Linked DNA regions of Homo sapiens: regions 2 and 3 are each linked to region 1. The links are chromatin loops, found by intact Hi-C in ENCODE. Cell type or tissue: A673. All regions are shown on one strand.

The links. A loop is a pair of places that touch in the nucleus more often than their neighbours do. Peaks named below come from ENCODE experiments on the same cell type or tissue, not always from the same donor. Only the 100,000 strongest peaks of a DNase experiment are listed, where the experiment ranks them.
Region 2: a loop joins it to region 1, with 4 times the contacts of the local background. A loop is called at or near these places in 8 of 110 quality-filtered maps.
Region 3: a loop joins it to region 1, with 7 times the contacts of the local background. A loop is called at or near these places in 13 of 110 quality-filtered maps.

The regions. Positions count from the first base shown.
Region 1 is chr4:164,009,049-164,017,048 of GRCh38, forward strand. The region is part of intron 2 of MARCHF1 (membrane associated ring-CH-type finger 1); the gene reads right to left. Among named protein-coding and RNA genes, the nearest start is that of MARCHF1, 370 kb to the right of the region's middle. In A673, CTCF peaks have their summits at 3,798 (motif pointing left) and 4,000; DNase peaks (open chromatin) are centred at 3,063 and 3,783; H3K27ac peaks cover 839 bases.
Region 2 is chr4:164,745,194-164,753,193 of GRCh38, forward strand. No RefSeq gene overlaps it. Among named protein-coding and RNA genes, the nearest start is that of SMIM31, 4.9 kb to the right of the region's middle. RefSeq lists a silencer at 1,671-1,871. In A673, a CTCF peak has its summit at 3,419 (motif pointing left); a DNase peak (open chromatin) is centred at 3,348.
Region 3 is chr4:163,674,679-163,682,678 of GRCh38, forward strand. The region is part of intron 5 of MARCHF1 (membrane associated ring-CH-type finger 1); the gene reads right to left. The region is part of intron 1 of LOC107986325 (a long non-coding RNA gene); the gene reads left to right. Among named protein-coding and RNA genes, the nearest start is that of TMA16, 180 kb to the left of the region's middle. In A673, CTCF peaks have their summits at 4,695 (motif pointing right), 6,717 (motif pointing left) and 6,920; DNase peaks (open chromatin) are centred at 4,723 and 6,723; H3K27ac peaks cover 337 bases.

The DNA.
Region 1 (8,000 bases):
TTGGTGAGCCTTCAGCTAGACTAAGAATAAAGGATAGAAGACCCAAATAAATAATATCAAAAACATAAAAGAATATGTAAAAACTGAGACCTCAGTAATACAAAGAATCATTAGATACTATTATGAGCAACTACACACCAATAACTTAGAAAACCTAAAATAAATTCCTGTACACATACAACTACGAAGATTGAACCCTGAAAAAAGAGAAAACCTCAAAAAATCAATTAAGAAATAATCAAATTGAGCCATAATAACAAGTCTCTCATTAAATAAAAGTCCAGGACCTGATAAGTTCCCTGCTGAATTTTACCAAGCATTTAAAAAAGTAATGCAAATTCTACTCAAACTCTTTTACAAATTAAAGAGGAGGAAATACTTCTAAGCTCGTCTCACAAGGACAACATTACCCTGACACCAAAAGCAGATGAAGATACAATAAAGAAATAAAACTAAGGGTCAATATCATTGATTAACCTAGATGCAAAGTTCTCAACAAAATACTACCAAACTGAAATCAACAACATGTTAAAAAATCATTCACCATGATCAAGTGGGATTCATCCAGAAATGCAAGGATGGTTTAACTTATACAAATCCATAAACATGATACATCACATTAACAGAATCAAGAAAAATCTAACCATGTGATTATTGCAATAGATGCTGAAAAGCATTTGACAAAATTCAACATCCCTTAATGGTAAAGAAAAAAAAAGCTCTCATTCAATGGGTACAGAAGGAATATATCTCAAAATAAAAAAGTCCATATATAACAGCTACCATCATACTGAATGGAGAAAAACTGAAAGACTTCCTTTTAAGGTTTGGAAAAATACAAGGATGCCTACCTTTACCACTTCTAGTCAACAAATATTGAAAGTACTGGACAGAGCAATTAGGCAAGAGAAAAAGATAATGAACATCTGAATTAGAAAAAAAGAAGTCAAATTATCCTTGTTTGAGTATATTATTTTAGCTTTAGAAAAACCTAAAGACTCCATCAAAAAACTCTTTTTTTTTTTTTTTTTTTTTTTAGGCGGAGTCTCATTCTGCCATGCAGGCTGGACTGCAGTGGCGCAATCTCGGCTCACTGCAACCTCTGCCTCCCAGGTTCAAGCGATTCTCCTGCCTCAGCCTCCCAAGTAGCTGGGACTACAGGAGCATGCCACCACGCTCAGCGTTTTTTTTTGTTGTTGTTTTTTGGTTTTTTTTTTTTTCTGTATTTTTAGTAGAGATGGGGTTTCACCATGTTAGCCAGGATGGTCTCAATCTCTTGACCTCGTGATCTGCCAGCCTCGGCCTCCCAAAGTGCTGGGATTACAGGAGTGAGCCACTGTGCCCGGCCAAAAACTCTTAAAACTAATAAACAAATTCAGTAAAGTTGCAGTATACAAAATAAACAATAAAATCAGAAACATTTCTATATTGCAGTGGCAATCAATCAGGAAAAGATACATATATCCCATTTATATTACCTACAGACAAAATAAAATACCTAGAAATAAACTTAAAGAAATGAAAGACCTATACAAGGTAAATTATAAAACATTAATGAAAGAAACTTAAGACACAAAAATATGAAAAGATATTTCATGCTCATGATTTAGAAGAATTAATATTTTTAAAATGATAATACTACCCAAAGCAATCTACAGATTAAATGCAATCCCCATCAGAATACCAATGTTATCATTCACAGAAATAGAAAAAAAATCTTAAAATTTATATCAAGCACAAAAGACACCAAATAGCCAAAGCAATCCAGAGCAAAAATAACAAACTTGGAAACATCATAGTATCTGCCTTCAAAATTTACTACAAAGCTGTAGTAACCACAGCATGATACTGGCATAAAAACAGACACATAGACCAATAGAACAGAATGGAAAACCCAGATATAAATCCACAAATTTACAGCCAACTCATTTTTAACAAAGTTGCCAAAAATATGCAATGGTGAAAGCAAAGTCTCTTCAATAAATGATGCTAATAAAAACCTGGATAATGACATTCAGGAAAATAAAACTAGACCCCTATTCTCGAACCACGCCCCAAATTCAAATAAAAATGGATGGAAGATTTAAATCTAAAACCTGAAACTATGAAGCTACTAGAAAAAAAAATCTTTGGGAACAGACTCCTGGACATTGGTGTGGGCAAAGATATTTTGTGTAAGACCTCGAAAGCACAGGCAATAGAACCAAAAATTGACAAATGAGATCATATCAAGCTAAAAAGCTTCTGCACAGCAAAGGATACAATCAACAAACTGAAGAGACAACCCGCAGATGTTAAGAAAATGTTTGCAAACTGTATACCTGACAAGTTGTTAATAACCATAATATAATGAAAAGCTCAGACAACTCAACAGACAAAAAAGTAACTCAATTAAAAACTGGGCAAAAGATCTGAACACACATTTCTGCAAAAGAAACATATACATGGCCAATAGGTATATTTAAAAAAGCTCAACATCAATAACCATCAGAGAAACACAAGTGAGAACGAAAATGAGATACAAATATCATCTCATCCCAGTTACAATGGCTTATATCAAAGAAACAGTTAATAACAGATGCTGGCAAGATGTGGGGAATGGAAAACACTTATACACTGTTGGTGAGAATGTAAATTAGTACAGCTATTACAGAGTCAGTATGAAGGTTCCCCCAAAAAACTAAGAATAGCACCTTCAATAGGAATCAAAAAGTCATGTGAGGTATCACAGTACCTGGTTTGAACATAATATCGAGGAAAGAGGTATTGAAGAGAGTAGGTAAGACACTCTTGCATTGCCTACACCTCACCTACCCTAACTCCAGGCAGCACAGATGGGGAGGAAATGTGTTTTGTGGGGAGGGAGAGCAAAGTGAGTGTGGAGCACTATATTGGAACTCACTTCTGCCTTGTCACAGCAGAACACAGCACAGGGCAGAATTCTGAGAGTGCTCACGGAGGGAGCACATCTAGACCAGCCCTGGGCCAGAGGGAAATTTCTTACACCAGCAGGAAAAACCTCAGTCGTAGCTAGCTTCACCACTAGCTGACGAAATTGGCCTGGGTCCCAGAATAAATTTAAGTGGCAGTCAGGACACAAGGATCACAGTCCTAGGGCAAGTCCTGTTGCTGCACTGGTTTTGTAGGCAGGGAACTTGGGGTGCAACACCAACTGTGGTGTCCAAATGAATGCCAGTGTCACCCCTCCTACAACTCCAGGCACTGTAGCCTCAGTAAAGATTCCTTCTGCTTGACAGAAGGTGAGTACAGAAGACTGTATCTTGCAACTTGGGTGCCACCTGAGCCTAAGTAAAATGAAGCATCAGGAAGATTCCTGAAACCCCAGATTCCAGGTCTTTGCTCCTGGATGGTGCTTATAGATCTACCTTTGGTCAGAAGGGATTCCATTGCCTTGATAAGAAGGACCCAGCTGAATTAACCAACTGCTGACTAAAGTGGTCTTGGGCTTTGAGTAAATAGCAGCAGCAGCAGCAGCCAGGCAATTGTGGCCACAGGCTTTGGGTGAGTCCCAGTATTTTGCTGCTCTGTAAAAATTTGGATGTGACCCTGAACAGTGCCAGCTATGGTGGATATGAGAGTGTCCACATCACCCCTTTCCCCAATTTCAGATAGCCCAGGGCCAAGAGAGACTCCTTTTGATTGGGGAAAAGAAAGTGAGAGACTTTGCCTGGTGACCCAGGGAATTCTCCCTTATCTTACCCAAGTTCACCAAGGCAGTGTCTATAGGAGGCGACAGGATTTGCACCATTCCTGAGCTTATGGAGCCCCCTAGTGCGAAACAGTTGCCGTGACCACAGGCTTTGGTCACAATACTCACTCCCCTTGGAATTTGTAAAAAGCCCTCTCAAGGGTGCATATAAACAAGCCCAGACTGTGAAGATTAGTTTAAATATATAAGTCTTCCATGCCCAGACATCAGTGAATGCCCTCAAGCACCAAGAACACTCAGGAAAACATGACCTCACCAAACACACAAAAGAAGGCACTAGCAACCAATACTGAAGTGATGGAGATATGTGATCTTTCAGACAGGGGATTCAAAATTGTTGTATTGAGGAAGTTCAATAAATTTCAAGATAACACAAAGAAGGAATTAAAAATTCTATCACAAAAATTTAACAAAGTGATTGAAATCATTAAAAAACTCAAGCAGGCATTCTGGAGCTTAGAAATACAATTGAGAAACATAAAAATGCATCAGAGTTGCTCAACTGCAGCACTGATCAAGCAAGAAAGAATTAATGAGCTCAAAGATAGGTTATATCAATATACACAATTAGAGGAGAAAAAAGAAAAAAGGATAGAAGGAGAATAAAGAATGCCTAAAAAAATCTAGAAAATAGCCTCAAAAGGACAAATATAGGCGTTATTGGCCTTAAGGAGGATGGAAAGAGAAAGTTTATTCAAAGAAATAATAACAGAAAATCTTCAAAAACTTGGGAAAGATATGAGTAGCCAAGTACAAGAAGATTTTAAAAATCCAATAAATTTAACCCAAATAAGACTACCTCAAGGCATGTAATAAACTCTCAAAGGTCAAGGATACAGAAAGGATCCTAAAAGCAGCAAGAGAAAAGAAGCAAATAACATATAAAGGAGTTCTGATGTTTCTAGCAGCAGCAACTGTGCAGGTCACAAGGAAGTGAGATGACGAAGTCAAAGTGCTGATGGAAAAAAAAATCTTTCAACCTAGAATATTACATTAATCAAAGTTATCCTTCAAACACAAACTAGAAATAAAGACTTTCCTATACAAACAAAAGCTGAGGAATTTCTCAACACCAGACTTGCCTTAAAAGACATGCTAAAGGGAGTCCGGGTGTGGTGGCTCACACCTGTAATCCCAGCACTTTGGGAGGCCAAGGCAGGTGGATCAGGATGCAGGTGGATCATGATGCAGGTGGATCAAGAGATCAAAACCATCCTGGTCAAAATGGTGAAACCCCATCTCTACTAAAAATACCAAAAAAAAATTAACTGGGCATGGTGATGCACCTCTGTACTCCCAGCTACTTGGGAGGCTGAGGCAGGAGAATTGTTTGAACCCAGGAGGCAGAGGTTGCAGTGACCCGAGATCGCATCACTGCACTCCAGCCTGGAGACAGAGTGAGACTGCATCTCAAAAAAAAAAAAAAAGTAAAGAGAGAAAGCAGAAAGTCAAAAAAATGAGGACAGGGTGGAATAAAAAAGTGTAGAGGTTTTTAGTTTTCTCTTTGTTTGCTTTTTTCCCTTTCTTTGTAATTAGAGTTAAGCTGTTATCGGTTCAAACTAATTTGTATAAAATGTTATTTGCAAGCCTTATGGTAACCATAAAACAAAAACTTATAATAGATACATAAAAATAGAAAGCAAGAAATAACAACATATTACAGGAGAAAAACACTTTTACATAAAAGAAGACAGGAAGGAAGGAAGAGAGGAACACCCAAACAACCACAAAACAGATAACAGAATGGCAGTAGAAAGTCTTTACCTATCAGTGATAACAATGAATGTAAATGGACAAAATTATTCAAAAGACATAGAGTGGTGGAATCAATAAAAAACAAGACTCAAATATATGATGCTTACAAGAAACTCACTTCACCTATAAAAACACATATAGATTGAAATTAAAAGAATGGAAAAATATATTCCATGGACATGTAAACTAAAAAGAGCAGGAGTAGCTATAATTACATCAGACAAAACATATTTCAAGAAAAAAACTGAAAATGGTCATTATATAATGATAAAGGGATTGATACAGCAAGTTAATATAACAATTATAAATATACATGTATCCAATGCTGGAGCACTCAGATATATAAAGCAAATATTATTAGAGCTAAAGAGAGAGAGAGATCTCAATACCATAATAGCTTGATACTTCAACACCCATTTTCAGCATTGGACAGACCATCTTGACAGAAAATCAACAAAGAGACATCAGACTTAAGATTTACTGCAGACCAAATGGACCTAATAGACATGATCTGATTTCAAATTATACTACAAAGCTGTAGTAAACATCAAGGTACTAGCATAAAAACAGATGCCTCAAACAATGGAACAGAATAGATAATACAGCTATAAATCTATCCATTATGGTTATCTCATTTTTTGACAAAGGTGCCAAGGACATACGATGGGTAAAGCACAGTATCTCCAATAAATAGTGCTAGAAAAACTGGATATCCATATGCAGAAAAATGAAACTAGACCCTTATCTCTCACCATGTATAAAAATCAAGTAAAAATGGATTAAGGACTTACAACTAAAAATTGTAACTATAAAACTACCAGAAGAAAACACTAGGGTAACACTCCAGGACATTGATGTGGGCAAACATTTGTTGAGTAACACCTTAAAAACACAGCCAACTAAATCAGAAATAGACAAATGAGATCACATCAAGCTAAAAAAGCTTCTGCACAGCAAATAAAGCAATTAACAAACTGAAAAGACAGCATACAGAATGTGAGAAAGTGTTTGTAAACTTCCAATCTAACAAGGGATTAACATCCAGAATAGATAAGGATCTCAAACAACTCAATAGCAAAACAAACAATACAAATAATCTTACTTAAAAATGGACAAAAGATCTGAAAAGATATTTCTGCAAAGAAGACACACAAATGGCCAATAGTATATGAAAAAAAAAATGCCCAGCATCACTAATTATCAGAGAAATGCATGACAGTGAGATATTATTTCATCCCAGTTAAAATGGCTTATATCCGAAAGACAAGCAATAACAAATGCGGAGAAAGAGGAGCCCTTTATACGCTGTTGGTAAAAATGTAAGTTACCAACATACAGCAACTATGGAAAACAGTATAAGTTTCCCCAAAAAAAAAAAAAACTAAAAACAGAACTACCATGTGATCCAACAATCCCACTGCTGGGTCTATGTTCATAAGAAAGGCAATCAATATATCGAAAATATATTTGCACTCCCATGTATTACAGGAGTACCCACAACAGCTAAGATATGGAATCAACCTCAGTATCCATTAATGGATGAATGGACAAAGAAAATATTATACATATTGTATTAGTCTGTTTTCAGACTGCTATAAAGAACTTCCCTGAGACTGGGTAATTTATAAAGTAAAGAGGTTTAATTGACTCAGTTCCATATGGCTGGGGAGGCCTCAGGAAACTTACAATTATGGCAGAAAGGGAAGCAGGCACATCTTACATGCAGCAGGCAAGGAGTGTGTGAAGGAAGCGAAGGGGGAAGAGCCCCTTATAAAGCCATCAGATCTCATGAGAACTCACTATCACAAGAAGAGCATGGGGGAAACTGCCCCCATGATCGATCCAATCATCTCACACTAGGTCTCTCCCTCAACACTTGGGGATTGCAATACAAGATGAGATTTGGGTGGGGACACAAAACCTAACCATATCACATATACACAATGGAACATTATTAAGCCATAAAAAAGAATGCAATAAAATGGATGGAACTGGAGGGCATTTTAAGTGAAATAAGCCAGGAAGAGAAAGACAAATATCACACGTGTTCACTAATATGTAGGAGCTAAAGAAAAATAACTCATGGAGATAAGGAGTACAATGATGGTAACTAGAGGCTGGGAAGGATGCTGTGGAGGGGAGAATAAAGACAGGATGGTTAATGGGTACAAAAATACAGTTAGATAGAATGAATAAGATCTAATGCTCAGTAGCACAATAGGGAAACTATAGCTAACAATAATTTATTGTATATTTCAAAATAAAAGAGCGGAATTGGAATGTTTCAAACACAAAGAAATGATAAATAATTGTGATAGATATCCCATTTACCCTAATTTGATCATTATACATAGTATGCTTATATCAAAACATCACATGTACCCTATAAATATGTACAATAATTATGTATCCATTATAATTAAAAACTAAAAATTGGAAAAAACCCTCATGAACCTAAAGTCCAAAATATTTCAAATAATTTTAAAAGATGTATCTAACAATACTTGAAAATCAT
Region 2 (8,000 bases), 740 kb after region 1:
ACAGATGCATGCTTAACTCTATTTTCACCCTGACATCACATCAGTGTTACTGGTTACCCTAGATTTGATCTTTGCTCAGAAGCCCTTTCTTTTTTTTTTTCTTCTTTTCTTTTCTTTTTTGAGACGGAGTCTTGCTCTGTCGCCCAGGCTGGCGTGCAGTGGTGCAATCTCGGCTCACTGCAAACTCCACCTCCCAGGATCAAGCGATTCTCCTGCCTCGGTTTTATGAGTAGGTGGGATTACAGGCACCCACCACCATGCCTGGATAATTTTTGTATTTTAGTCAAGACGGGGTTTCACCATGTTAGCTAGGCTGGTCTCGAACTCCTGACCTCAGGTGATCCGCCCACCTCAGCCTCCTGAAGTGTTGGGCTTACGGGCATGAGCCACTGCGCCTGGCCTGCCTTTTCTTGAGAAAATTTTACTGTCTGGAAACGGTTCAAAACTTAACAGTAACAGTACCCTCTCCCTCCCCCCACCTTTTTAAAAGTTCATCTCTCTCTAGCCATTACTTTAGCATATGAGGCTAAAAGAAAGAAGGTGGCACTTTCAGTATTCTATGTGGACCCCTCCTTAGCCAAACCCATTAGTTCATTTCTACTTTCCACATTTCTTCTGGCAACTTTGTTACCAAACTTTCTAACATTGTATAACAAGGCTCTGCTTTTCTCCAGCTTCCACTGGTAATTCCTCACTGTCCCGCAGGTTGTCACTAACAGTCTCCTCAAGGCCCTTTTGCCCCTTGCCTGCTGCCTAGTCCCAAAGCCAATGCCACAAGTTTTAAGTCTTTATTACAGCAGCATCCCAGTTTCAATAACAATTTTTGTTGCATGCATCTAATACTGTGTAACAAATCAACCCAAACTTAGATGTTTAAGGCAACAATTTATTATTACCTCTCATAGTCCCAGAGACATCAAGTACAATGGATGGAATGAGGTGCCATATTGAGAAAAAGGCCACTCCAGTCCCTTTTTACCACTTACTCCAACCACCACCCCCGAGAATGATGCCTGCCCAGCAAGAAATTGGAGGCTTTCTCTATGGGGAAACTGGAAATCGATGAGTCCAAGAAAAAAGAGCTCTAGATTAACATTTGGTAATCTCACAATCTTATGCCTAGGTTCCTCTCAAATCCCCCTAGAGTAAAACCCAGCAGCTGATGAGCCCTGCTACTCTTGAAGTGCCTCCAGTCAGCACTCTTAAATATGATTAGCCAGTTACAAATCACAAGACATTTGTACAGTCTCCAGCATGAAAGGAGAGACTAAGTAAATCAAAAGAACTCAAAGAAAGCAGAGTCAACGTATTGCATGATACTGAGAAAAAACAAAGACTGTTAAAAAACCTATAGTTAACAAGCTTGAGGATAAAACAATATTTCAAGCAAGAAAAAAGGAAAAGTTGCTACCAACAAAGAATATCCAGGGGTAGAGTGGCCAACCATCCCCGTTTGCCCAGAACTATCTCAGTTTTAGCTGAGAGTCCCATATTCCAGGAAAACCCTTAGTCCCAGGCAAACCAGGAGAGCTGGTGACCCTGCTGAAAAGTGGGAATGCTTTTTTTTTTTTTTTTAATTTATTTATTTTTTATTGATAATTCTTGGGTGTTTCTCACAGAGGGGGATTTGGCAGGGTCATAGGACAATAGTGGAGGGAAGGTCAGCAGATAAACAAGTGAACAAAGGTCTCTGGTTTTCCTAGGCAGAGGACCCTGCGGCCTTCCGCAGTGTTTGTGTCCCTGGGTACTTGAGATTAGGGAGTGGTGATGACTCTTAACGAGCATCTGTTTAACAAAGCACATCTTGCACCGCCCTTAATCCATTTAACCCTGAGTGGTCACAGCACATGTTTCAGAGAGCACAGGGTTGGGGGTAAGGTCACAGATCAACAGGATCCCAAGGCAGAAGAAGTTTTCTTAGTACAGAACAAAATGAAAAGTCTCCCATGTCTACTTCTTTCTACACAGACACGGCAACCATCCGATTTCTCAATCTTTTCCCCACCTTTCCCGCCTTTCTATTCCACAAAGCCGCCATTGTCATCCTGGCCCGTTCTCAATGAGCTGTTGGTCACACCTCCCAGACGGGGTGGTGGCTGGGCAGAGGGGCTCCTCACTTCCCAGTAGGGTCGGCCGGGCAGAGGCGCCCCTCACCTCCCGGACGGGGCGGCTGGCCGGGCGGGGGGCTGACCCCCCCACCTCCCTCCAAGACGGGGCGGCTGGCCAGGCGGGGGGCTGACCCCCCCACCTCCCTCCCGGATGGGGCGGCTGGCCGGGCAGAGGGGCTCCTCACTTCCCAGTAGGGGCGGCCGGGCAGAAAGTGGGAATGCTTTAATAAATTAAGGACATGACTTAAGAAGAAATAAGAAGCCATTTGAAGGGTTGACAAATAAAATTGAGGATAAAATGCAGGAATAGAATGAAAAGACAAAGAAAAAATAAAAGGGAAAAAATGTTTTTTGAAAACAGAGACTCTAGGAGGTAGATCATATGGATAATAGGAGTTCTTGAAAGAGGAAATCGAATATAGAAGGGAAGAAGCTATCAAAGAACCAATACAAGGACATTTTCCAAACTGGAAGGACCTAAGTTTTCAGATGAAAAGGGCTCGCTGGAGGTCCAAACAGTGTTTGGGAAAAAGGAATGGCAATGGGGACTTTCCTCAAGAGTGTTAAGAGCTGTAGGAGTGAATAAACAATTATTAAAGTGGAGAAGGAGAGGAGGAGTGTAAATAGAAAGTGAACATATCAAATTCAAAGAATTTGAATGGAATCAGAAATCCAAATGGCATATTTACTCCACAGCAATGCTGCAGCTTTAATCAATAGAAGATCATGCCTTTAAAGTTCTGAAAGAAAATCATGTCCAACAGAGATGTCTATAGCCAGTGCACCATAATAAATGTACAAGGATGGTTTCTGCATCATTGTTTGTACAAGCAAAAACCCATATACAACCTAAATACCTAATGTTAGAGATGAAAGAAATTATAGCACATTTTATAACATTCAGATAATTTAAAATAATTTATTTACCAAATTTCATTGGAGAATGAAATCAATGTGTATGTACTGACATGGAAAGAACTCCATCATATATTAGGTTTCTAGAAAAACAAGTTTCAAAATAGCAATGTACAGTATTAGATACATTTTATAAAAGAGCATAAACACACACACACACAAACAGTATAGATAAAATAAGTGGGAAGAGAAAAATCTCAATTATTAGTGACTATTTTTGGGACACAGAACTTAGAAACCCAGCTGTTACTTTTTGTTTTATACAATTCTATAGTAGTTGGATTTTTTTCCTTAGATGGCCAAATTGTTTTTAAAACAATGCACGTTTTATTTCTTTGTGATGACAGCACCATCTAGTGGTCTATGTTAACAACTTTTAGAATATTTTTGACTTTAATGTGATATTTAATAATATTTTCCTATTAAAATAAAAGCAAGCAACTACAGCACAGGGAAAAACATTTTACTATGGCATTTGAAAGAACAAGCACTCATAATTATTTATAGGCTTTATGTCTTAGAACGATCTCCAAGATGTATCAAACGCAAAAATCAAATACAAAAAAAATGTGATAATCTACTATTTGTGCTAAAAAATACTCGGCTAAAAAAAGCAGAATATTTTTACATATTAGATTATACATGCATAAAGGTAAACACTGGCCACTCTAAGTCTGATATAGATGGAAACCCCCTGCCACAGAACCAGGGAAACAGGAAGCAGGGCCAATCCCTGGCCCCAATATCAAACGGGACACCTCAGACTCAGACCAGTGTTGCGTTTCCGCTTCAAGGGGTCCCAACGCAGCCCCCAGCACAAACAAATTTACCTACAGCCAACCCAGATGGGTCCCAGCCTCTTCTTCTGTCTCAGTACAATGCTTGTCCACCTCCACAGTAGGGCGCGGGGCGGTCGACCTCTGTATACCATTCCTCTAAATTTACTACCTAATTCTTTGCCTTTAATTGTCCCCACGGGGGTCACTGGCCCTTTACCTCAAGGTTCGGTGGGCCTGATGTTAGGTAGGGCATCCACCTCCGCTAAAGGTATCATAGTTCATACTGGTCTCATTAATTCTGATTCCTCTGATGAGATTAAACTTACGGTGTCTGCCAAGATTCCTGTTTCCATTCTGGCCAGTAAGCTCAATTACTTTTACTACCTAATATTGTTTTAAACAAAGGAGATAAGACATGGGGCCCTGGGATGGGCTCCGGTGGCAAAAAAAAAAAAAAAAAAAAAAAAGCCACTTATTGGATTAATGTAATTTCTAAACAATGGCCCACCTGCATCATACACATTCAAGGAAAAAAGTATGAGAGTCTAGTAGATACTGGGGCTGATGTTTCTATTATTTCCTCTAATTTATGGCCTTCCTCCTGGCTTAAACATCCCACTAACATGGGACTAGCAGGGATTGGAAAAACTGATGAAGTTCACCGGAGCACATTTATCTTGCCTTGCACTGGCCCTGATGGTCAAAAGGGTACAATTCAGCCGTATATCACACCAATCCCCATTAATCTTTGGGTAGAGATTTGCTGGCACAATGGGGGGCTGAAATTAATATTTCACATAACTCTTAAAACTCCCAAACCAACACCTGGGAACCTGGAACAATTATAATGTGGGGAAGAGGGTATGCTTGTGTTTCACCAGGAGATCATCAATCCCCTGTCTGGGTGCCCACTAGAAGCCTGAAACTTCGTGTGAATGCTGACAATAAAAACCACAGAGAAAAGATGTCCACGTCAGAGACCACCCTCATACGTGGTGAGATCCTCAGAAACTGGCACGCCAAATCAAAATGGGTCTGGTTCAATCCTCCCTAATGGCAATGGAGACCCCTCTAACTAATCCCACTTCCCCTAATTACCTTTCTTTTTCTCCTTATGAACCTAAAAATCTCACCATTTCTATTAGCCTGAAAATAATATCCCCCTGTTCTTCTCTTCCTCCTTCAGCACTGGATCTCGCTCACAATAGGTTTTATTTAATAATTCTCCTCCTTATACTGTCTCACCAGTTTCCCCTCAAACTGATTTACCTGCTACACAAAATTATTCTTATTGGGCTTATGTGCCTTTCCTCCACTTATTCGACCTCTCACCTGGATGGATGCTCCTGCAGAAATCTACACTAATGATAGTGTGTGGATGCCTGGAGCTACAGATGACTGTTGCCCTCTCATCCAGGAGAAGAAGGCACTGCATTTGATGTTACTATAGGTTATAAATACCCTCCTCTGTGCCTCAGACATGCACCTGGTTGTATCCATCTAGTAACTCAAGTCTGGGCTGCTTATCTTCCAGAGAGATTAGCCACAGGAGAACAGGGACACTTGGTCTCCAGCCTCTCCCTTTCTCCCTTAAGACAAATGAAAAGGGGAGTAATAGGAGATAGCCCATACTTTCAATATAAACCTGTAGGAAAACCATGTCCTAAAAATTTTGAGAGCCCATCTAAAACTTTAATTTGGGAAGACTGTGTTAACTCACATGGAGCAGTATTAAAAAATGACTCATATGGTTTAGTAATAGACTGGGCACCAAAGGGCTATTTAAAAAACAATTGCTCCTCTGGCAGAAGGGAATGCCTGGAGGCTACTTATTTTATTTCTTATTGGGAGGACAAGGATCATCATCCTACTTTGCATAGAAGGTTCAGCTTGTTCTTTCACTTAAAATGGGAAGATAAGGGCATTACCCACCCAAGGCCTCGTATGATATTCCCCATTCTGAGCCCAGAACACCCAGAACTTCGGAAACTGGCTATTGCCATGTCTGGACTGCGAGTATGGGAAGGGGAAATTTTCTGTCTGTTGTCCCCACTACCGCCTCTCGCAATCGTGATTCTGAACGCTATGATAAATCCCCTTTGAACCCTTTTCCTCTTTTTGATGCAGATCCCCCTTTATGGGACTCCAATTGGCATAATGATAATTCTTCTCGACCCAGGTATGCCCCTCTACCTCTTCGGTGTTCCCGGGTACCTCGGATTGCTCCTTTACGGCGGAGAATATCGCGCATTGCCACTGCCGCTCCTCTCCCTCAGTATCAACGTAGATTCAAACATTCTGCTTTGTTAACCTCCAACCTGACTATTCCTATACAGAGTTGTGTTAAGCCTCCTTACATGCTGTTAGTGGGAAATATCAAAATTTAGACAAACAACCAAACTGTCCTATGCATTAATTATCATTTATACACTTGTGTTAACTCCCATTTTGACTTCAGGAAAAGTGTAATGTTGGTTCGAGCTCGAGAAGGAATCTGGATACTGGTAACTTTACCCAGACCTTGGGAATCTTCCCCCTCAGTACATTTAATTAATGAAGTGTTACAATGAATTCTCAGAAGATCTAAGAGATTTGTTTTCACTTTAATCACTGTGATCATGGGCCTAATTACAGTCACTGCACTGGCCACCACTGCCGGAATGGCATTACACCAATCTATTCAAATGGCTCATTTTGTTAATGATTGGCAAGCCAATTCCACCCAAATGTGGAATTCTCAACAGGGCATTGATCAAAAATTAGCTAATCAAATTAATGATTTAAGACAGTCTGTTCTTTGGCTTGGAGATCAACAAATGAGTCTCAAACATTGCATGCAAATGCAGTGCAATTGGAATACTTCTGATTTCTGTTTCACACCATATTCCTACAACAACACTGATCATTCATGGGCAATGGTCAAAGGACACCTGCTGGGTAGGGAAGATAATTTATCCTTGGACATAACTAAATTAAAGAAACAAATTTTTGAAGCCTCTCAAGCTCATTTATCCATTGTGCCTGGAGCTGAGGCATTAGATCAGGTGGCAGAAAGTCTTTCTGGACTAAACTCCATGACTTGGATTAAGTCTACTGGGGGCTCCACTGTAGCAAATTTTGGAATCATGCTTCTCTGTTTAATCGGCTTATTTTTAGTGTGCGGACCAGTCAAAGAATCCTGTGTCAAAACCGAGAGAACAAACAAGACTTCATCGCCATGGCACATTTATATAAAAAGAAAGGGAGAGATGTGTGAAGTCAGGGACCCCAAATGGAGGGACTGGCTGGACCCGCGGCAGAGGAACATAAATTGTGAAGATTTCATGGACATTTATCAGTTCCCAAATAATACTTTTATAATTTCTTATGCCTGTCTTTAGTTTCTTAATCCTGTTATCTTCATAAGCTGAGGCTGTACATCACCTCAGGACCACTGTGATAATTATGTTAACTGTACAAATTGATTGTAAAACATCTATGTTTGAACAATATTAAATCAGTGCACCTTGAAAAAGAACAGAATAACAGCGATTTTTAGGGAACAAGGGAAGACAACCATAAGGTCTGACTGCCTGCGGGGTCGGGCAAAAAGAGCCATATTTTTCTTCTTGCAGAGAGCCTATAAATGGATGTGCAAGTAGGAGAGATATCACTAAATTCTTTTCCTAGCAAGAAATATTAATATCAATACCCTGGGAAAGGAATGCATTCCTTGGGGGAGGTCTATAAACGGCTGCTTTGGGAATGTCTGTCTTACGCGGTTGAGATAAGGAACACGCCCTGGTCTCCTGCAGTACCCTCAGGCTTATTAAGGTGGGGAAAAACTCTGCCCTGGTAAATTTATGGTCAGACCAGTTCTCTGCTCTCGAACCCTGTTTTCTGTTGTTTAAGATGTTTATCAAGACAATAGTGTATCACTGAACATAGACCCTTATCAGTAGTTCTGTTTTTGCCTTTTGTCCTGTTCCCTCATAAGCATGTGATCTTTGTTCTGCTTTTTGCCCTTTGAAGCATGTGATCTTTTCACCTACTCTCTGTTCTCACACCCCCTCCCCTTTTGAAACCCTTGATAAAAACTAGCTGGTTTGAGGCTCAGGTGGGCATCATGGTCCTACCGATATGTGATGTCACCCCCAGTGGCCCAGCTGTAAAATTCCACTCTTTGTACTCTTTCTCTTTATTTCTTAGCTGGCCAACA
Region 3 (8,000 bases), 330 kb before region 1:
TGACTAATGCCACTATGGGTTAAACTGAACAATATACACATTTGAAGCACAATAATTAGACTTATAATTTAAATAAGTATAATATGTATATTTGTGCTTAGGCAGGAAAGGTTAAGATTGCAGCAATATGAAATCAGGAACTTAAATCAGATAATTGGTAATATTAGACATTAATATGTTATGGTTGAAATAAAGAACATAATAGAAGGAAAAATACCAGCCTGGATATACTTGAAGAATATATTAGTAATTTGCAAGATAATGTTGAAGAAATCTTCTAGATGATAGCTCTAAAGATACAGAAAATATACACAAAATTTAATAAAGATAAACTTAACAAAAGACAGAAGACTCCTCAAGTCAGAAGAGTTGATGGATGCTAAATAAGAGGAAAAAGGAAAACCCTTACCTAGCACATTTAATGAAATTTAATAATATCAAAGACAATGAGAATATTCCAAATGCATTCTGAGGGAAATTGCAAATCTGTATAAAAACAAGAATCAGATTGTCAAACATTTTGGTAGTAGCAGGATGTAAGAATAATGAAGTAATAATGTTAAAGTATTGAAAAATATCCAGCTGGATAATTCCTCAAATTTGAAGGCATAAAAATATTCTTAGGCATTTACGATTTCAGAATTTTTGTTAAGCTCATATAATAAAATTACCCTTGCAGTAGGTATTTAAGTAAGTGAAAAATAAATAAACAAATCCCAAAGGCGCTACAAATATCAGGGGAACGTGGGGTAGCCAAATTCTTCAGCAACTTATTGTGGAGGAGAGAGAGAGTGAAAGAACAAGCACAAAATTGCTAGGACCCGATTAAACTAGAAAGTTCATTAGTAGCAACTGAAAATTAAGTTCTTAAGTTCTAGAAAATATTAACAAAATTGGAACTGGGCAATAACAAAGGGATATGTCTGTGCTAAAGTAGTGGTTTTATCACAGGGACTGTGTAGATAGATATTAGTAAATTAGTGAACTTAAGTAAATTTGGTCATGATTTGTTCCCATCTTACTTCATTCCTCTCTCTCCCTTTGTATATCACATTTTCACCAAACTGGCCTTCCATGGTACCAGCTTGGAAGACACCAAGCTCCTTCTTGCCTTAGAATCTTGGAGTTTACTGTTCCCTGCTACAACAGCTTTCACCATGTTTAGTGCCTTTGTAAGGAATAAACACATTTTTCTTTAAAATATCTCTTCCCTAGAGAAGTCTTGTCAATTCATGCTATATTTAATACAAACAAACAAACAAAGATGCCTATTTTTCCCAATATTTCTCTGTGCCAACATTTTGTTTTTCAGCAACACTTTACTTCATGTGATATTATTTAGTTTATATTTCTACTCAATCTATGTCAGAAATCAGAAGATTGGCCGGGTGTGGTGGTTCATGTCTGAAATCTCAGCACTTTGGGAGGCCGAGGTGGGTGGATCACCTGAGGTCAGGAGTTCTACAGCCTGACCAAAATGGTGTAACCCCATCTCTACTAAAAATACAAAAAAAAAAAAAAAAAAAAAATTAGCTGGGCGTGGTGGCAGGCACCTGTAATCCCAGGTACTAGGGAGGCTGAGGCAGGAGAATCCCTTGAACGCGGGAGGCGGATGTTGCAGTGAGCCGAGGTTGCGCCATTGCACTCCAGCCTGGGCAACAAGAGCAAAACTCTGTCTCAAAAAAAAAAAAAAAATCAGAAGATTAAGAAAACATACTATGGTTCTTCAGCTGAGATCAAGCAGCATAACAGCAAGAAGATAATGTATAGGTTTAAAGTCATAAGAGGCTGTGCATAGTAGGTCATGCATGTAATCCAAGCACTTTGGGAGGCTAAAGCAAGAGGATTGCTGGAGGCCAAGAGTTCAAGGCCAGCTGCGGCAACATAGCAAGACCTTACTTCTACAAAATAAATAACTAATTAAAAAATTGGCAGGGCATGGTGGCAAATTACTGCAGTCCCAGCTACTTGGGAGGCTGAGGCTGGAGGATGGCTTGAGCCCAGGAATTTGAGGTTACGATGAGCTATGTTGGCATCACTGCACTCCCTAGGTGACAAGGTGAGACCCTGTCCCAAAAAGAAATAATAAATAAAATAAGAACTCAACTAGGTCTATTAAAGGAAACAAAATAAAAGACAAAAAGCAAGAGAGAAAAAATTAAGTTCATATATAATTAAATAAAACAGATATAGACACTCAGATTGGATTAAAAAAGATTTGACAACAAAAAAGGAAAATATTAACCACAAAAAAGCCAGGGTAGTGATTTTAAAATAGAAGAAAATAGAATTTAAGGCAAAAATATCACATGAGAAAACACTGATGTTATGTACTGAAAAAAGAAAAAATAGAAAAAGAAGGCATGACATAAGAATTTATGTGCCTATAATACAAGCTCAAAACATATAAATCAAAACCTTTCAGGGAGAAATAGGTAGGTTAACAATTGTCGTTTGAGATTTTATACACTCCTGTCAGAAACTGTGATCAAGCAGACAAAAAATAAGCAATTTATTCTCCACACAGAAACTAGAGCAAAATTTTAAAGATGTAAATTAGATCATGTCATTTCCCTACGGAAATTCTATAGCTTCCCCCGTTATCAGAATAAAATCCAGAAGGTTCTGCAAGTCTCTGTGTGATTTGGTCATCATTTATTCCCATCTTACTTCATTCCTCTCTCTCCCTTTATATATCAAGTTTTCACCAAACTGGCCTTCCATGGTACCAGCTTGGAAGACACCAAGCTCCTTCTTGCCTTGGAATCTTGGAGTGTACTGAGTTTACTGTCCCCTGCTACAACAGCTTTCTCCATGTTTAGTGCTTTTGTAAGCAATAAACACATTTCTCTTTAAAATATCTCTTCCCTAGAGAAGTCTTGTCAATTCATGCTATATTTAATACCAACAAACAAACAAAGATGCCTATTTTTCCCCATACTTCTCTGTGCCAACATTTTATTTTTCAGCAACACTTTACATCATGTGATATTATTTTGTTTATATCTCTACTCATCTTTGTCAGTCTCTCCCACTAGTGTAAAAGCCCTATTGAGGACTACGACTTTCTACCTCTCGCACATTTAAACTCCAGCAGAGTGCTGGACACACACTACATGCCAACATATTACTAAATTAGGCAGCATGGCAGAGGAAAAGATGTAGCTTTGGAATCCCAGATTTCCAACTTGCCAGTTGTGTAATTTTACAACTCTTCTGGCCTCAGATTCCTCATCTGTAAAAGTATAGTTTCTTAACAACTTAGCAAGGTTGGAAGGATGAATTCATTCATGAGTGAATTCATATGAAAAATTCCAAGAATGGTGCCTAGAATTTAGCAGATAAATTGGTGATGGTAATGAAGAAGATTGTGTTCTGGACTCTTCCTTCTTAGCTCAATTGCCCTTGATACAGAATTATCAGTGCAACTATAAGCTAAAACTGCCACAGATGGAATTCCTTGATTCTCTGTTCTTCCCTATTTCTTATACTAAAACATGGGTGTTAGATTCAGGTCAGGAAAACACTTGAACTTCATTTTGATTATGATGACAATGTTATCAGGCCTGCCAGGTTAAAGCAATCGCCATCTCAGTGTTGTTTCTATGCCCAGGAAAGTGGATGGTATACATTATGATTAAATAACACAGAATCTGTTCTGCCTCTTGCATAGAATTAATTTTGGTATAGCTTCCATTTCATTAGAGGAGCACTTTAAAACAGGTCAAGTGTAACCAAGACTAAATTGAAAATGCATTATTCTTTTTTGGTAGGCCCTCTAAGCTGATACATATTTAATGTAATTTTATAAGGAAGTTCAAATGTCAGGCAGACTCCTTTAAGGAAACAAATGTCTTAAATCTCACACTAGGTAATTTTAGAATAAACATTCAGTATATCTCCTCTACTATCCTGGAGCATTTTCTGGACAGAAAATAAGCTATTTGTGTGAGTTATGTGGCATAAAGCTGACAGTAGTGCATTGAATACTGTTCTCTTCATTGCCTGTGTCTCTTTGGGATTTACTTGATGCTTTCAGGAATACCTTGTATTTTTCTACATTTTCTTTCTCAGTATTGGATTCTTGGAATTATGGAGCTTTAACAAAATTTAAGTTCCTGCCTCACTGTTTATCCACATATTAACAGTTTTATTTATCAGGTTGTTTGGTCAGCTAGACAACCACAGTAATTTCACTAGGTGTAATAGCAGCTCCTTGTAGATAAAATAATTTTATTTGATGGTTTTAAGCAACATTTCATTTCCATACCTGCCCTGATTTCCCAAAAATGAATGCATGAACTAACGAGATGTATACTTTGGGCATTTGCATTTGTCATCATGGTACGGGATTTGGGCAAGAGGGATGAAGCATCCAGTGGAGTTGTAAGTTGTGGCCATAAATCATTATGTGTAGTATTTGGCTCTCAAAACATCCAAATCCGTTGAAAGAGGAGAGGTTGAAATTGTTTCCTTTCCTGCTAGAATGTTTTGGCAGAATCTGAAATGGGAATTTCTGGACCTCATGTTTGAACTGGTGGTATGGATCTCAACAGATCACTAGATTTTTCAGGAATATTCTACCAGATAGGAAGACACCTCTGTTTGATTCTTTTCCAGAAGAAAATCTCTGAGTATGTTCTGCGTCCATTTTTTTCCTATTGCCAGATCACCCTGTCTAGAGCCTACTGCCACTTAACGCTTTTTTAGCAGTAGATGGCAGCACGTGGCCCCACATCTTCATCCCGGTAATAAAGACAGAAATCTGAACATCATCTTAGTCTTCTCTCCTGTCTACTCCTCAAACTCCAGAGTCTTCAACTCCTTACATAAGTGACCTTTTAAAGCAGGGGTCCCTGACCTCTGAGTCACAGCCTGGCAACGATAAAAGGTTGGGGACTGCTGTTTTAAAGAATATCTCATATTTATCTCCAATTCTTTTTTTTTTTTTTGAGATGGAGTCTCGCTCTGTTGCCCAGGCTGGAGTGCAGTGGCACAGTCTAGACTCACTGCAAGCTCCGCCTCCCGGGTTCACGCCATTCTCCTGCCTCAGCCTCCCGAGTAGCTGGGACTACGGGCGCCCACCACCACGCCCGGCTAATTTTTTGTATTTTTAGTAGAGACGGGGTTTCACCGTGGTCTCGATCTCCTGACCTCGTGATCCGCCCGCCTCGGCCTCCCAAAGTGCTGGGATTACAGGGGTGAGCCACCGCGCCCGGCCTTTATCTCCGCTTCTTAAACTTCCATGTTTTACTTGGGCCAGCTGCAATTGCCTGTTAACTATCTCTTGCTTTTTATCTGTTTTTTTTTTTTTTTTCTTTTCTAAATTGACTAACAACAGGGCTCTTACTAAAACTCAAGGCTTTTCACATTGCTTTCCTGTTTTAAATTTTTTAATGTTCCTTATAATTTTCATAGTAAAGTTCTCTTTAACTGAGTCCAAGGATCTTCCATGATCTGGTCTATACTTATTTCAGGTTTCCCTCTCTGTCACTTTTCCAGATGCAACCGTTTGATCCAACTACCAGCAGTTCCAGAATATCATGCTCTTTTGTTTCTCTATAGCTTTGCTACATTTCTTGTTTTAAATCTAATATTAATTTATTTTTTAAAACTAAGCTTACGCTTAACCTACCCAGAAAGCCTTTTGAGATACCACAGTCCAATTTGGATCCCTCTTGTTTGTGACACTATAATATCTTCCTTGTGTCTTTTAAAAACATTCAGGACTATTTCTTTGAAGTTATAGGTAACTAGTACTTGTGTCTTTGTCAAACCTAATAATCTTTCTCAGTATTACTCCTCCCTAAGCTCTTTGGGGAATCTGCTCCCTGGAACACCAGCTCTTGTTGAAACATACTCTCTTTGGTGTTCTGTGGGTCGTCACTCTCTAGATTTGCTCATCTGTCTCTTGCCACATCTGAATTCTTCCAGGCTCCTTGTCATCCTTCCTCTGTGGAACTAGGAGTGTTTCTTGCCATTCTATCTTTAGACTTCTAAACTTTTTTTCTACATATTCTCCCTGGAATATCATTTCTTATATTTAGAACCACCACTTCTAAGGGATAAATCCTGTATCTTCATTTTTAATCCAGACTTGTGTTACATGATGCTTCACTATGACTTAAAACACTTTCACAACACTTATTGAAGTTTACCATTATGTATTTCTATAATTTATTATTGCTTGAATGACTCATTACACTGTAAATTGTATGGCTCATCATTGTATTTCTAGTTGCCTAGCACTGTGTCTAATACATACATACATACACACATATATATTATTGAGTACCTAATAATATATGTAATACATTATGTAATATTAACATATTTAATAAATATATTAAATATTATTTATATGTAATAAATATGGTGCATTAGGTGCTCATTAGATGAATGCTAACCAGATATTAAAGGGAACTAACTTATTTGCGAACAGCATCGGTAAACAGTATCTCCATATTTTAAAGGGCTGTGCTATCACATGCATATGGGAATTGCTAAGATATCTCCCTTTTCCTGACTAGTTTTCCGACTTTTTTATACCATTAACCATTTTCAGGCTATATAAAGAAAGAAAGATTGATAGAAAAAAAGGGCTATAACGTGTGGTTGGGAGAATGTTTCCATCTATCTCAAGCCAAGTAAGGGAAGCTCTTTAGGAAAACCTTGAGCAGAGTTTTCAGAACTGGCATGTACAGTTACACAGGTAGTATACTGCCCCCTAGGGGTGATAGTCACATCATAGGCTGATATAGTTTGGTTATGTTCCCCTCAAATCTCATCTTGAATTGTAGTTCCCATAATCCCCATATGTCATGGGAAGCACCCATGACATATAATTCAGGTAACTGAATTATGGGGGGTGGTTACCCCCATGCTGCTGTTCTCATGATAGTGAGTACTCATGAGACCTGATGGTTTTATAAGGGGCTTTTCCCCTTTTGCTTGGCACTTCTCTTCCTACTGCCATGTGAAGAAGGATGTGTTTGCTGCTTCTTCCACCATGATTGTAAGTTTCCTGAGGCTTGCCCAGCCATGCTGAACTGTGAGTCAATTAAACCTCTTTCCTTTATAAGTTACCCAGTCTCAGGTACTTCTTCATAGCAGTGTGAGAACAGACTAATACAGTAAATTGGTAGCAGTAGAGTGGGGTGTTGCTGTAAGGATACCAGAAAATGTGGAAGCAACTTTGGAACTGGGTAATAGGCAGAGGCTGGAATAGTTTGAAGGACTCAGAAGACAGGAAAATGTGGGAAAGTTTGGAACTTCCTAGAGACTTGGAGGGCTCAAAAGACAGGAAGATGTGGGAAACTTTAGAACTTCTTAACTTGTTGAACAGCTTTTACAAAAATGCTGATAGTGATATGGACAATGAAATCCAGGCTGAGCTGGTCTCAGATGGAGATGAGGAACTTGTTGGGAACTATAAAAGTTGTTCTTACTATGCTCTAACCAAGAGACTGGCAGCATTTTGCCCTTGCCCTAGAGATAGTGAAACTTTGAACTTGAGAGAGATCATTTAGGGTGTCTGGTGGAAGACATTTCTAAGCAGCAAAGTATTCGAGAGGAAACAGAGCATGAAAGTTTGGAAAATTTGCAGCCTGACAATGTGATAGAAAAGGAAAAACCCATTTTCTGGGGAGAAATTCAAGCCAGCTGCAGAAATTTGCATAAGTAATGAGGGGCCGAATGTTAATCACCAAGAGACAATGGGGAAAATGTCTCTAGGGCACGGCAGAGACCTTTGTGGCAGCACCTCCCATCACAGGCCTAGAGGCCTGGGGGGAGAAATGGTTTAGTGCCGCGGGCCCAGGGACCCCCTGCTCTGTGCAGCCTCGAGACGTGGTGCCCTGCATTCCAGCTGCTTAAGCTTCAGGTTCAGCCATGGTTAAAAGGGGCCAAGGTACAGCTTGGGCCAGATTAGTTCCCATAATCCTCACATGCTGTGGAAGGGACCCAGTGGGAGGTAATTGAATCATGGGGGTGGTTACCCC